2 separate regions of the Homo sapiens genome follow, and region 2 is linked to region 1. The links are chromatin loops, found by intact Hi-C in ENCODE. Cell type or tissue: left lung. All regions are shown on one strand.

Evidence for each region. Peaks named below come from ENCODE experiments on the same cell type or tissue, not always from the same donor. Only the 100,000 strongest peaks of a DNase experiment are listed, where the experiment ranks them.
Region 2: it touches region 1 in a loop (2.9-fold over the local background); 16 of 110 quality-filtered maps call a loop at or near these places.

Annotation. Positions count from the first base shown.
Region 1 is chr1:88,970,114-88,978,113 of GRCh38, forward strand. The region is part of intron 2 of KYAT3 (kynurenine aminotransferase 3); the gene reads right to left. Among named protein-coding and RNA genes, the nearest start is that of KYAT3, 19 kb to the right of the region's middle. In left lung, a CTCF peak has its summit at 3,586 (motif pointing right); no DNase peak of the experiment used is centred here.
Region 2 is chr1:89,361,247-89,369,246 of GRCh38, forward strand. GBP6 (guanylate binding protein family member 6) reads left to right here and starts at 2,813. Exons shown (of 11, transcript NM_198460.3): 1 at 2,813-2,881; 2 at 7,283-7,495. The coding sequence starts at 7,306. In left lung, no CTCF peak of the experiment used is centred here; no DNase peak of the experiment used is centred here; H3K27ac peaks cover 1,064 bases.

The sequences.
Region 1 (8,000 bases):
AAGCCATGCTCTGAACATCATTTTAGGTAAGATGTACTAAGAGTTTCACAAGTAAGTTCCTTGTATGACATACAGGAAAGACTCAACAAATGGTTTTAAAGCTACTCAGTAAGGGGTTCCATAATTATTGCTAACATTATTGAGTACTGAGTATGTCCTAGGTACTGTTCTAAGTGCTTTACATAATGAACTCATTATTACTGTATGTTTACAAAAATATGTAGTAGTTCTATTACATAGTTAGAACTATGAGGTACAGAGGTACGGAGAGGTTAAGATCACACAACTTTTCACATCTGCTCAAGTTTATGAAAGCTAGTAACATTTAAACCCAAACAGGTTCAACTCAGGATCTGAACCCAGACAGTCTGACTCCAGAATCCATACTCAGAACTATTATATAATTTTATACTGTGTTTTATATAATAAGACCTTCTAAAAATATTACTAGAATGCTGCCTCTTAAAAGTATATTATAAATTTAGGATAAGCCTACTAATACCAAGCAAGCTAAGGCTGTAGTAGAAAAATAGGAATTAAAATTATCACATAGCATACAATTTTTTAGTTCTTTAGATTCTAAAATTGAGTTTTATACTATCTCCCAAAAGTATTGAATTAGCTTTGAGTTCATTGTTAACAAGCTGGTAGAAATAAAAAAATGATTGACAGCATTTTTGCAGAGAATTTTCTAATGGAATATTAATGTAATTTTAATTCAATCTGGGAAGATAACGATAATGGTTATTAAATAGACCATTGTTCTCATTCTATTCTAAATAATGGGACCAAGAAAAATACCTTTTTTAGTGTCATATTTTGTCTTTGAAACTCCAGTGAAGTAAATCACATGAAAATTCTCCAGAGGTTAAAAAGCTTGCTGGAATAGCATTATAATTACCCACCTGAACATGATGCCATTCTAGAGACAACAGTTGTACAACTACCAAGTTCTAGCATGATAGGTTGAAATATCTATCTTAACAAATGCTCTTGTCTATCTCTAACACAATGTTTAAAGCTTAATTCATTCAGTAGAGACCACAAACACAAAGGATGATTTATACATAAAAAAGTGAGTTTGATGTGCTGTAGATAATTTAGACACAAAATCCAACTTTAAATTATTTAGATAATTGAGGTTGAAATGCACTTTCAGGTTTAATTTTCTTTAAAATTTGTTTCTAGACTGGCCTCTTCTCTCATTGTTCTTCCTGCTTCCTCTTCCCTCCCAATTCTATGCCACACCCATTCTAATTTTTCAAATAGTCTATGTTCTCTCTCATTTCAGTAGTTTCATGTGTGATCTTTCCTATGCCCAAATGCTCTTTCTATACCAATGTTTCTCAATGTTTTTTTTTATTATTGCCCACCTAAGGAGACCTTCTTAGAAATTCTTTCCTAGTCATCTTCCCTCCCCTCAATTAAATATTAAGAGGAATACAATTTTGTCACATAGGATTGAGCTTTGGATGGTGACAAAACAGTGTGATAGCTAAGATTTATCTTGTCTGCCAAGCACCCATTTTCTTCTCCTGGGGGAGATCATGCCCTTGTTGAGAGTGCATGTTCTCTACTCAGTCCAATTCCTGGTCCCCACCACCCTTCCTTGCACTTGGCTAACTCCTATTCCACTTGCCAAGTGCAGTTCTCAAATTCGACTTCATTCCCTCCCAAAAGCCTTCTTTGGTTCTACGAGTCAGGGTCAGGTGCTTCTCCTATGTGCTTCTATTAAATGCAGTACAGCAAGTCATCACTTAAAAGTGTCATATAGGTTCTTGGAAACTGCAGCTTTAAGCAAAATGATATACAGCATGACCAATTTTACCATAGGCTAATTGAGATAAATAAGAGTTCAGTTTCTACAGCATATTTCTGGTCACAAAATCACTACTATACTTCTAAATAAAGAATGAAACACTTCTAATATGAAACATTGAAATAAATGTGAGCTATACATACATTTATTTTAAGGAACTGGCTTATGTGTTTGTGAGGGCTGGCAAATCTGAAATCTGCAGAGCAGGTTGGAGACTCAGGGAAGAACGGATGCTGCAACTGGAGTCAGAAGAACTCCCTCTTCCTTGAGGACCTCAGTCTTTTCCTCTTAAGGTTTTCCACTGAATGAGGCCCACCCATATTATGGATGGTAATTGGCTTTACTGAAAGCCTACTGATTTAAACGTTAATCTCATCTAAAATACACCTTCACAGCAATACCTAGACTGATGTTTGGCAAATATCTGGGTACCAGGGCATAGCCAAGGTGACACCATCACAGTGTCCAACATATAGTTATGCCTAGCACATAGTTTCAAATAATTATCTGATGAATGAATTTTTTTAAAAAAACCTCACTCACATTACAGGGTGAACTTATGGTGTCAGTTAGCTCTATCAGTCAGCTAAAGTTCGTTTATGCTTCAGTGATAAATGACCCCAAAGTCTTGGTGGCCTAAAATCATAAAGGTTTTCTTGTTCATACTACATATCCACTGAGGTTCAGCTGCTGCCCTGGTCTGTGTCACTGTCATTCTGAGACATAGGCTGATGAAACAGCCTTCACCTGGAACACTGCCTGTTTCATGGCAGAGGGAAGAGGCTCTTAAAAGGTTCTGTTAGGATGTGCACACATCACTTCTTTTCATATTTTATTGGGCAGAGCAATTTCACAGCTAAGCTTCACATCAGTGGGGCAAGGAAATGTAACTGTCCAGCAGGGAACAGCAGCAAATAATTGTGAAAAACATGGTGGAAATGAAGTCTGGAGGTATAATGAGATACGTGGTTGCTATGGGTTGGACCATGCCCCCCTTAGTTTCATATGTTGAAGTCCTAACTCCCAGTTCCTCCGGATGTAATCTTATGTGGATATAGGGTTACTGCAGATGTAATTAGTTAAGATGAGGTCATTAGCGTGAACCCTAATCCAATATGACTGGTGGTCTTATAAAAAGGTGAGATCTGGACATATACATAGACCCTGTGTGAAGATGAAGGCACAGACTAAGGTGATGCTCCTACCAGCCAAGGAATGCAGAGATTTCCAGGCAATCACCAGATGATAGTGGGGGTGGGGTATAGAACAATCTTATTCACAGCTCTCAGAAGGAACTGGCCATGCTGATACTTATCTCAGACTTTTAGCCTCCCAAACAATGAGGGAATAAACTGCTGTTATTTAGTAAGCCACCTAGTTTGTAGTACTTTGTTAAGGCAACCTGAGGGAACTAACACACTGGTGAAAGTTTACAAGACACTATACAATGTTCGGAGTCACCAAGATTCTGCAGTAGATGCAAATGCTCACTGTCTAAGTAAGAACTACTTCCCAGAGCAGATCCAGTATCAGGTAATTAAAATCAACCTAGAATCCTACGGGGAATCAGGGCATGAGTCCCAGGCAAGTAAGGGAATGTCTATAAGGCTTGTATAACTTCTGGATCAGCTAACCCTGTGATATGACTTTGGCTACCAGGGTGATTAAAGGCCTATACTTCCATGTTATTAACGCAAAACTGCTAGTGAAATCAAAGGTAGCATCTTTTAACCTTACTTATGCTCACTTGAGGCTAATTTCTAGAACAATGAAGTTCTAGAAATTCACCACCAGGTGGCAAGCTTGACAAAGATAAGGAAAAGATTAAGTCTTTAAAAAAGTTTGGACAGATCGAAAAAAACTAATACTGTATGTTGAACCCATGATCTTAAGACCCTAGTCCATCAAAGTTTCAATTGTATATATTTTTAGGACTCTTCCCATAAGATCTGAGGCAGGTGAGATGGGACAGGTACAGAAAAAGTCTTCCTAAATGATGGGCTGAAGCTGGGAGAATTGAGGCTGTGGATATCTGTGTAGTATGGGCTGTGAATCAAGTCTTCATCCAGAGAAGTCAAGGTCACAGCCAAAAAGTTTAATATTAGTAACAATAATAATAACTGCAAGAAAAGGCCAGAAATAGGAAATGCAAAGCTCATGGATGGAGAGGTGAAAACAGAACCAGGCTTGGGAAACAGATGGATACCACACTTCGGGACCAGGAAAGAGCAGAAGTGGGCACCCTTTTCATGGGGGGCCTGGATGCTGGAGGGCCCAAATGTTACTGTCTTTTAGATCTATGAAGTGGGGATTTGTAGTTGCAATCATGTGTCATTTAAAAATATTTTTAATTGTCTCTTAACAAAGTACTGTATCTTAAGTATTTTATGAATTTTCTGAGTCATAAAAATTTCACTTTTAATTACAACGTATGTTTTTGGTTGTTTTTGTGCCATATTTTACTCATTCATTCCCCTGTTGCTGGGCATGTTATTTCAGTGTCTTGTTGTCTTGCAATGCATTTTGGTGTCTCTCTCTTTTTTTTTTTTTTTTTTTTTTTTGAGACAGAGTCTTGCTGTTGGCCAGGCCGTAGTGCAGTGGCATGATCTCGGCTCACTGCAACCTCTGCCTCTTGGGTTCAAGCGATTCCCCTGCCTCAGCCTGGGACTGAGAGATGAAGCCAGGTGGACTTCCTGGGTCGAGTGGGGACTTGGAGAACTTTTCTGTCTAGCTAGAGGATTATAAATGCACCAATCAGCGCTCTGTGTCTAGCTAAAGGATTGTAAATGCACCAATCAGCATTCAGTAAAAATGCACCAATCAGCGCTCTGGGTCTTGCTAAAGGATTGTAAACGCACCAAATCAGCACTCTGTGTCTAGCTAAAGGATTGTAAACACACCAATTAGCACTCTGTAAAATGGACCAATCAGCACTCTGTAAAATGGACCAATCGGTGCTCTGTAAAATGGACCAATCAGCAGGATGTGGGCAGGGCCAAATAAGGGAATAAAGGCCGGCCACGTGAGCCAGCAGGGGCAACCTGTCCGGGTCCCCTTCCGTGGTGTGGAAGCTTTGTTCTTTTCACACTTCATAATAAATCTTGCTGCTGCTCACTCTTTGGGTCCGCACCACCTTTAAGAGCTGTAACATTAACCCGAGGGTCTGTGGCTTCATTCTTGAAGTCAGCGAGACCACGAACCCACTGGAAGGAAGAAACTCTGGACACATCTGAAGGAACAAACTCCAGACACACCATCTTTAAGAGCTGTAACACTCACCACAAGGGTCTGTGGCTTCATTCTTGAAGCGAGCGAGACCAAGAACCCACAGGAAGGAATAAATTCCGGACACAGGACTACCGGCACGTGCCACCATGCCTGGCTAATTTTTTGTATTTTTAGGAGAGACTGGGTTTCACCACGTTAGCCAGGATGGTCTTGATCTCCTGACCTCGTGATCTGCCCACCTTGGCCTCCCAAAGTGCTGGGATTACAGGCATGAGCCACAGCGCCCAGCCCCACATTTCAGTGTTTCTACTGTGCATTTTAATTATATGGTCTCTGCTCTTTTCCCCTGCATTTTAAAGTTTCACGTGGAAGGTGAGTGCTGTATTGTAACAAAACTAATTATCACAAGAAGGATAATATCCTCAATATTATAGTCATCTGGTTCTATCAAACTAAACACATTTAACTTTTGATTTACTTTTATTGAAGCTTTACATTATATATACAACACAGAGTCATGTGCTGCATAAACACGTTTTGGTCAATGACAGATTGCATATATGACGGTAGTCCCATAAGACTATATGGAGCAGGCCGAGCATGGTGGCTCATGCCTGTAGTCTCAGCACTTTGGGAGGCTGGGGTGGGTGGACCACCTGAGGTCAGGAGTTCAAGACCATCCTGGCCAACATGGTAAAACCCCGTCTCTACTAAAAATACAAAAATGAGCTAAGCGTGGTGGCAAGTGCCTGTAGTCCCAGCTACTCAGGAAGCAGTGGCAGGAGAATCGTCTGACCCAGGAGGTGGAGGTTGCAGTGAGCCGGGATCATGCCACTGCATTCCAGCCTGGGTGACAGAGCGAGACTCCATCTCAAGAAAAAAAAAAGAGTATATGGAGGTAAAAATTTCTACTTGCAGCCAGGTGCAGTGGCTCACGCCTGTAATCCCAGCACTTTGGGAGGCTGAGGCAGGCGGATCACAAGGTCAGGAGTTCGAGACCAGCCTGGCCAATATGGTGAAACCCTGTCTCTAATAAAAATACAAAAATTAGCCGGGTGTGGTGGCATGCGCCTGTAGTCCCAGCTACTCCGGAGGCTGAGGCAGGAGAATTGCTTGCACCCGGGAGGCAGAGGTTGCAGTAAGCCGAGATCACGCCACTGCACCCCAGCCTGGGTAACAGAGGTAGACTCCATCTCAAAAAAAAAAAACAGTTCCTACTTGCCTAGTGGAGCCATTGTAGCTGTTGTAACATTGTGGCATGATGCATTAGTCACGTGTTTGTGGTGATGCTGGTATAAACCTATTGCAGTGCCAGTCATATAAAAGTCTAGAACATACAATTATGTACAGTACATAGTACTTGATATGATAACAAGCAACTATGTTACTGGTTTATGTATTTACTATACCATACCTTTTATTGTTATTTTAGAGTGTACCCTTACTTATTAAAAAAAAGTTGACTATAAAACAGCCTCAGGCATGTCCTTCAGGACATTCTGGAAGAAGACATTGTTATCATAGCAGATGACAGCTCCATGCATGTTATTGTCCCTGAAGACCTTCCAGTGGGACAAGACGTGGAGGTAGAACACAGTGATACTGATGATCCAGTTCATCGGTAGGTCTAGGCTAACGTATGTGTCTTAGTTTTTAACACAAAAAAGTAAAAAAAGAAAATTACTAAAAATAGAAAAAATTTATAGAATGACATAAAATATTTTTAAATATTTTGTATAGTTTGTGTGTTAAGTGTTATAGAAGAGTCAAAGATTAAACATTTAAAAAGTTTATAAGGTAAAAAGTTACAGTAGGTGAATTGTCTTCAATTTATTATTGAAGAAGAAAGGTTCTGTTCTGTTTTGTTTTTTTGAGACGGAGTCTCACTTCGTTGCCCAGGCTAGAGAGCAGTGGCACGATCTCGGCTTACCACAACCTCTGCCTCCCGGGTTCAAGCGATTCTCCTGCCTCAGCTTCCTGAGTAGCTGGGACTACAGGCACGTGCCACCATGCCCAGCTAAATTTTGTATTTAAAAAAAAATTGATTTTTATTTTTTTGAGACGACGTTTCGCTCTTGTTGCCCAGGTTGGAATGCAACGGCGCAATCTTGGCTCATTGCAACCTCCACCTCCCGGGTTCAAGTGATTCTCCTGTCTCAGCTTCCCGAGTAGCTGGGATTACAGGCACCTGCCACTATGCCCAGCTAATTTTTGTATTTTTAATAGAGATGGGGTTTCACCATGTTGGCCAGGCTGGTCTCGAACTCCTGACCTCAGGCGATCTGCCCTACTCGGCCTCCCAAAGTGCTGGGATTATAGGCGTGAGCCACTGTGCCCTTCCTTTATTTTTGTACTTTTAGTAGAGACGAGGTTTCACCATGTTGGCCAGGCTGGTTTTGAACTCCTGACCTCAGGTGATCCACCTGCCTCAGCCTCCCAAAGTGCTGGCATTATAGGCGTGAGCCACTGCACTTGGCAGAAAAAAGTTTTAATAAATTTAGTATAGCATAAGTATACAATGTTCATAAAGTCTATAGTAGTGTACAGTAATGTCCTAGGCCTTCACATTCACTCTACTCACTCACTGACCCACCCAGAGCAATCCTGCAAGCTCTATTCATGGAAAGTGCTCTACACAGGTGTACCATTTTCTTATCTCACTGCATTTTTACTGTACCTTTTCTATGTTTAGATATGCAAATACCATTATGTTACAGTTGCCTGTAGTATTAAGTACAGTAACATGCTGTATAGATTTGTAGCCTAGGAGCAATAGTCTATGCCATATAGCCTAGGTGTGTAGCAGGCTATATACCATCTAGGTTTGTGTAAGTGCACTCTATGATCACAGAATGTATCCCAGTTTTTAAGTGAAGCATAACTCTATTGTATATAGATATGTATGTATATAATATATACACATATGTATATATGTATATAATATACACATGTA
Region 2 (8,000 bases), 390 kb after region 1:
TATTCCTAGTAGTGGTATTGCTGGATCATGTAGTAGGTAATTTTTTGGGAAACCTCCATACTGTTTTGCAGCGTTGCCTCACCATTTCACATTCTCAACAGTGTAAAAGGATTCCGGTTTCTCTATATCCTTATCAATGCTCATCTATTTTTTTGTAATAGCCATCCTAACAGGTAGGAGGTGATATATCACTATTGTTTTGATTTGCATTTCTCTGATTATTAGTAATGTTGAGAACCTTTTCAATATATTTTCAAAATATTGTATTTTATTTCTGAGCTCTCTATTCTGTTTCATTCATCTATGTGTCTATTTTTATGCCAGTTCCATACTGTCTTAATTACTGTAGATTTGTTATACATTTTGAAATCAGTAAGTGTGATGCCTCCAGCTTTGTTCTTCATTCTCAGGTCACTTTGACTATTCTGGGTGTTTTGTGCTAAGCTCCTGGCTTGACTTCATGGACCATCCAATATATGCAACCCCATAATTAACACATTTTCTAGTTTCCCTATCTAAAGCTTTAGACATCTTGGGGCTTTGCTGATCCTGGAGAGACTGACCCTCCCTGGGCTTGCCAGTTCTTAGAGATACTACAGGATTCTCCTGCAAGTGTGCCTTTCATATGCAAACCAACCAACCTGGAGCCCACACCCCGCCACTTTCTCTGTTGGCTCTCATTCTCTGGGCCACTATCCATCTGCCCTACTCACCGAAAGGCCAAATATCAAAAGTAAGAACAATCCCTCTGCCCCAGAGCCCACTGAAATTATTCCAGCTAGCCAGTCCTAAACCTGCTTGCCCTGCTAGTTCTAGTTCACAGTTGCTCTCGACATTTACTCCAGTTCTTTGCCTCCTTGACTGCAATTGGAACCACCTGGAGGTGGGGCGAGGCTTTAAAAAAACACTCACACTCACCCTCAACTCTAGACTTACTAAATCAGAGTCTCTGGTGATGGATCAGAGCTCAAGTTTTTAAGGAGAACCTCAATTGATGTTTATGTGCAGCAAGTATTAAGAATCACTGGTTTAGTCTTATAACATCTAAAGGAGGCCTCCTACTAGACTCTTTACTTTAGACAAGCTCTGGTCTTTGACTTTTGGCCTCTTCATAAATGCCTTCCAAACTGAAGGTCACATTCCCTTGGTTGGCAAATGCTATTAGAAAAAAAACAGCTTCAATACTCCACTTAACTCTTTGGGCGTTCACCTTCCCTTGGAATTTGGTCTTTAAGATCATTCATGACAAATTAGTCAATTTTTAATATTGCTTTTGAAAATATTAAACATTTTTGAATCCAGAATTTTCCTTTTTTTTTGAGATGGAGTCTCGCTCTGTCGCCCAGGCTGGAGTGCAGTGGCACAATCTCGGCTCACTGCAAGCTCTGCCTCCCAGGTTCACACCATTCTCCTGCCTCAGTCTCCTGAGGAGCTGGGACTACAGGTGCCCGCCACCACACCCGGCTAATTTTTTTGTATTTCTAGTAGAGAGAGACAGGGTTTCCCCCTGTTAGCCAGGATGGTCTTGATCTCCTGACCTCGTGATCCGCCCGCCTCGGCCTCCCAAAGTGCTGGGATTACAGGAGTGAGCCACCGCACCTGGCCCAGAATTTTACATTTTTAACACAAGTCTTTGTCTGAATAGAGTATTCAGATTAGTCTACCACACTCCCCAAATCCTCAGCCTAAGTTATTGCCAAAACTCATGTCTGCTCATTCTGCCACTTGCTTCTGTTCTCAAATCCATTTAGCAGTGCAGCCATGGTAGACAGTCCCAGCATGCTGCTATGTCCTCTGTAGAGAGTCTTTCTCCTTTTCTCACTCAGATGTTTCTCCAAGCTGTGAAAGGGTGTCTATTTTGCCCAAGGGCAGCTTGTGAATTCAAAATAGTTAAAGTCCCTGGGGATAAGACTCAACCAATGGAAACTGTGGGTTGTTGGATAAATAGTCCACATCAAGGGTCCCAAACCCCCAGAGCATGGTCTGTTAGAAACTGGGCCACACAGGAGGTGAGTAGGGAGAGAGCACTAAGGCCTGAGACCTGCCTCCTGTCAGATCAGCAGCAGCATTAGATTCTCATAGGAGCTTGTACACTGTTATGCACTGCACATTCCACCTTCTATGTCCATGTATGCAGATTTTTTAGCTTCCACTTATGAGTAAGAATGTGGTATTTGACTTTCGGTTTCTGAGTTGTTTCACCTAAGATAATGAACTCCAGTTCCATCCATGTTGCTGTAAAAGACATGGTTCATTCTTTTTTTAAACCAGTAATATCTTTAGCTCTCTCTCTTTCTCTCTCTCTCTTCTGTGTGTGTGTGTGCATGTGTGAACACATTTAAAATATCAAAAGTTCTTCACTAACAAAAGACCCCAGAACTCAAGAATTCCCACTAAGAGAAAAATGCTTAAAATATTCTTGGTTTCTAAGGCTTTGCTTATGTGACTACTGTAGATTTCCTGTTTTTCTTGTGTGCCTAGGAAACTAAAGCCACCTGGGAACGGTATCAAGAAGAAAGCCTGTGAAGCCTTCTAAGATGGGAAAGACAAAAGAAAGCTGGCAGGATTGTGCTTGCTAAGGTGTGACTGTGCAGTATCTGTGGCTTTTTCTGACCTCCTCCCACCCCTGCACCCAACACCCATCCTCAAACTCACATCGGATGATTCAGGCATGGCTCTGCTAACACTTTATTAAAAGCATGGATTAATTTTACTTCCAAGTTTATTTTTACTGCACCATCCCATTTGTGGAAACAACTAGCTTACTCAGCTTTTTTTTCCTTTTATAAAGGAAAGAACAGAAAAGTAAAAGGAGGAAAGAAAACAAGAGGTGAGTGAGGCAACTGAAAACTGTTCTTGGACCTGCGGTGCTATAGAGCAGGTATGTTCACTTTCTTTTAAATGCAACTTAGTTCCTAACTCAAGACTTGGTTTCTGATTCAGAGTGGTAACTGAGGAATGGGCAGGAAGGGCAGGGTGCCTGCTGCCTGGCCTGCAGGAGTCTGTGGCTGGCTTTAGTTCTGGGGAAGCTCAGCTTCTCCACTTGAACCAGTGACAGCCGGGCACGCCGCGTCCCCCTGGATGTGCTGTTCCCTGATCATCAACTCAGGACAGCAGTGAGTGGCCTGGAATGAGCCCTGGTGGGCGCCTGCCTGGCTATCTCTCTCAGGTCCTGCGGCAAGCCCCAGAATGCAGAGAACAAGGAGCTTCCAGGCAATTATACCGGAAGGGAGAGTTTCTTGTCTATCTTTCTAGTGGTCACACTTAGGAAAGCTTCAGAATAAGAGCTCTATAAATCTCTATGTAGAAATAAACTTAGGCCCCACATCACTGGTCTTTATTACTTAAAAATAATTATATAGTCCAAACTCTGTGTGTGCGTGTGTGTGTGTGTGTGTGTATGTGTGTGTGGGGAGGGGGTGGGGGAGGAGGGGGGTGTTAGTTTCCCATAGGAACATCAGAGTCTCTTGTAGCTCTTGCTAAACAGATGGATACTTAGGCCTGGGAATCTGGGTTTGAACAATCCTCTCAGTTGATTCTTTAAAAAAAAAAAAGATGAAGAATAGACACTATGTTTAAAATAAAAAAGATTTTTTTAAAAACCACCATGTCCCATGGTGGTTTGCTGCACCTATCAATCCGTCATCTAGGTTTTAAGCCCCGCATGCATTAGGTATTTGTCCTAATGCTCTCCCTCCCCTTGCCCTCCACCCACTGACAGGCCCCAGTGTGTGAGTTTCCCACCCCCACCCCCAGCGCCAACCCCCCGCCGCCCGTGTCCACATGTTCTCATTGTTCAACTCCCACTTACCAGTTAGAACACGCAGTTTTTGGTTTTCTGTTCCTGTGTTAGTTTGCTGAGAATGGGATCTAATTAAAGAGCTTCTGCACAGCAAAAGAAACTATCATCAGAGTGATCAGGTGATTCTTATGTACATCAGAGTGTGAAAACCAGTCCTGAATAGGATTGAACAGCTGTATTTCATTTAGTAGAAGTTAAAAGGTCTGTGGTTCCCACACAGCTAAGAAACCAGAGACCTGGTTTATATAAAGTTGTTTGCAGGAGCAGCCACATCTTCCTAGAGCTGCCTTTATTGTTCACTTTAAAGAAGGGACTGTACAGTTGCAGTCACTGTAATGTGATGAACACGTTACACATCACATTACAATGCATTTCACTGTGGAAATCAGGACCTCGTGTTTGATCTCCATTTTCCTTACTCCCCTCAGTGAAGAATCAGACAAGAGCAGGTTGTACAGCAACAGCGTGCTTGAACTTTACAGTTTTGCTTCCGTGAAAAATTTATTTGTAGTTTTTGTTTCTTAGTAACTTATAGTTTGTATATTTTGTTGAAATATATAATCTAATGGACCAATTGTTATTGTAATTATTGTAGTAACCTCCATTTAATTCAACATTTACTGAAATCCTATTGTGTGGTGCATGCTATGCAAAGATATAAACTTATAATGTCTCGTTTTATTATCAAAACACCCTCCAGGTTGGATGTATGATTTAACTCACAGACCCCTATAATTAACAGGCTCAGCTAGCTTGACCTCCTTGGTCAAGGCCACATAAGTAGTGAATGATAGAGCTGGTATTTTTGGTGGCATTAGATGCATCTTGAGTGTCTGACATATCAATTCTAAACTGAGTATTTGAGGCATTTGAAGACAATATTATGTTTACATTTTTCTAATTATAAGGAAATACAGGTATCATAGAAAACCATTTTAATATAATGGCAATAAAAATGTGCCAGGAGACCTACAGAATAATTGTACTTTCAATACTAAATTTATGGAATTAAACTTCACCTCTAAAAATATTACAATTAAATCCCATATGCCTTTCACCTCGATTCACCCAAAAGTGACATTGACTTTATCTCTCAAAAAGAAATCTCTCTAACTTATCTATTAATATGTATGTACATAATTTCTCTCTCTCTCTAGATATCTATAATTTATCTCCATAAATAATATGCAATATTATATGTATTGTTATTCTTATTCTTTTTCTTATTCTTGTCTGTGGGAGTAAATTGCAGAGAACCTGACCCTTCTAGGCTACGTATTTCAGCCTGTACTTGAATTCTTTAGATTCTGGACATTCTCCTGCTTCCCTTTTGGAAAGATAGCCTGTATTCTCTAGAGTTTTCTCATCCCATAGTGGATCCTTTCCCTTCTCCCTTCTATTCCCATCACTCTTCCAAACCTGTAGATAAAAGACAAACATATAAGGTCACACTGATGCATTAGAGAACAAGTTTCAGTATATGATGATCATTAAAAAGTTACTGCAGGTTGTCGATCAAAAACCTTATAGCATAACCACTGTCTTTGAGGTAGGTTATTTTGACAGATAAGTGGTTGCAGTAGCATAACACAGAGGAATAGGTTGCCCGATTATCCAGGCTTTTGTCTTTTACTCTCTTTTTTGTTGGTAAAATATACATAATAAAATTACTATTTTACTAATTAAGAAAATACTTCGGTGACATTAGTTGTGCAGCTATCTCCAGAACTTCATCATTGTAAACTGAGACTCTCTACCTTTAAACAATGATTCTGCATTCCCTCCTCCCCCAGCCCATGGTAGCTACACTTCTACTTTCTGTCTCAATGTATCTGATTATTCTAGTACCTCATACAATATTTGTTCTTTTGCGCCTGGCATATTTCACTTGGCATAATGTCTTCAAGGTGATCCATGTTGTAGCATGTGTCATAATTTCCTACATTTTTATGGCTGAATAATAGCTGATTGTAGGTATATACAACATTTTGTTCATCTATTCATCTGTTTAGAGTCATTTGAGCTGTTTTCATCTTTTGGCTATTGTGCATAATGCTGCCATAAACATTGATGTACAAATATCTGTGTGAGTCCCTGCCTTTAATTTTTTGGAGTGTATATGTAGAAGTAGAATAGCTTGATCAAATGTTAATTGTATGTTTGGTTTTCCAAGGGACCATCATACTGTTTTCATAGTGACAGTACCAGTTTGCATTCCATGAACAGTGCACACAGGTTCCAAATCCTCAACATCCTAGCTAACACCTGTTTTCAGTTTTGAAGTTTTGGGCTTTTTAAAAAAAATAACAGTCCTAATGGGTGGGTCTAACATGTACCTCATTGTAGTTTTGATTTTCATTTACCTAGTGATTAATGATGTTGAGCATGTTTTCATGTGCTTATTGGCCATTTCTTCTTTGGATAAACGTCTAGTCTACTCTATCCATTTTTGAATTTTTATTTTTGGCTATTGTTGCTATTGAGTTTTAGGAGTTCTTTATGTGTTCTATCAGAAACATGATTTGCAAATATTTTCTCCCTTTCCATAGATTGCCTTTTTACTCTGTTGATAGTGTTCTTTGATGCACAAAAGTTTTTAATTATGATGAAGTGTGGTGTATCTAATTTTTTTCACTTGTTTCCAGTGGTTTTGATATCATACACAAGAAATCATTGTGTATGACATACCAGAAATCCAAGGTAGGCAGAACAGAAACCAGAACAGGTAGCTCCCAGTCAGGTTAGTGTGTTACAAATAAGGTCTTCTTTGCTCCCTCCACTTCAAGGGAGAGAACTGGGAAGTGAAAAACCACCTCCTCCAAACTAAGACTATGTCACTGAGTGGAGTGGGCAGAACTGGCAAACAAAATGCCATGAAATCGCCTACCATTTTGAATATGCCTTTTAAAAATATTGGACATTTGCCTGGTTGCTATAGACTTATGACTGTTTTCCAGAGCTCCTATAAGATCATTTTAGCCATTTTTTTAAAGTTGTTTTGTGATGTCTCCAAGGAGAGAAAGACTTAGAACTTCCTAGCCTGCTATTTTAATCAATTGTCCAGGTTTGTAAGCCGGGTTCTATGATTTCTGCATTCATCCTTTGTAAGACTCGTGATATCATTTGTGTATTTGTGGCTATAATAATCTACAACTTGCAGATTTTTGTGTCAGTGGGGTTGGATACTTAAGGCATGCATCACAGGACTTGGAGTATTAGTGGGCCCCCTATTATGGTAACAATTACTTGGATTTTAATAGTACTACTGAAGTAAAACTTTAAAGAAGATAATGTTCCATGTTTCATCACTTAATATCATTACAGACTTGGGAGAGTGATAAAAGAAGCCTTGTGCAGTCAGCTAATGCTAGATTACATGTTGTCCAGTAGAAACACAGAAGTCTCATTAGTCCTATGTTGATGGGTGCTTGGGAAACACTGAGACAGAGAATGACAATGTAACGTTATTTCTACTGGGAGGCTCTTCTAGGTTGGCAGTTGCCATGGAATCTGGACCCAAAATGTTGGCCCCCGTTTGCCTGGTGGAAAATAACAATGAGCAGCTATTGGTGAACCAGCAAGCTATACAGATTCTTGAAAAGATTTCTCAGCCAGTGGTGGTGGTGGCCATTGTAGGACTGTACCGTACAGGGAAATCCTACTTGATGAACCATCTGGCAGGACAGAATCATGGTAAGTGGTATCCTGGGACACAGGCCAGTTGCTTGATTCCAGCTATATCTCAGCTTCTTGATTCTCTACCCCAGAGCACATGAAGGTAGACTCCAATTCCTTTCAATAAACCAACCTTCTCATTCCAATTCTTACCACCAAACCACTACCTTACGATAATCCATTCTCATATTTTTTCCCTCATTCCCATTAAGGAAACTCTACATTACTAGTGCCCAGAATCCTACCTTCCCTTGTGTATTCAAGTCCTGGGCTCCTGTAATTGTGTCTCCTTTGTCTTATAACATATTTTGCTTTCCTCATGTAATATTCCCATCAACATACAAAGATGTTTTAATCTATGTAATCTTGAAAACGCTTCCTGAATTCCACATCCCATGTGGCCACCAACTTCTGTTTTGTTTTTGTGTTTGTTTTAGTTTTTAATCACTTTTCAATGCAAAAAAAGATCTCAATTTCCCTTTTTGAGTTTTTTCCTTCTCGTGTCTTTCTTCAACCCACTCTT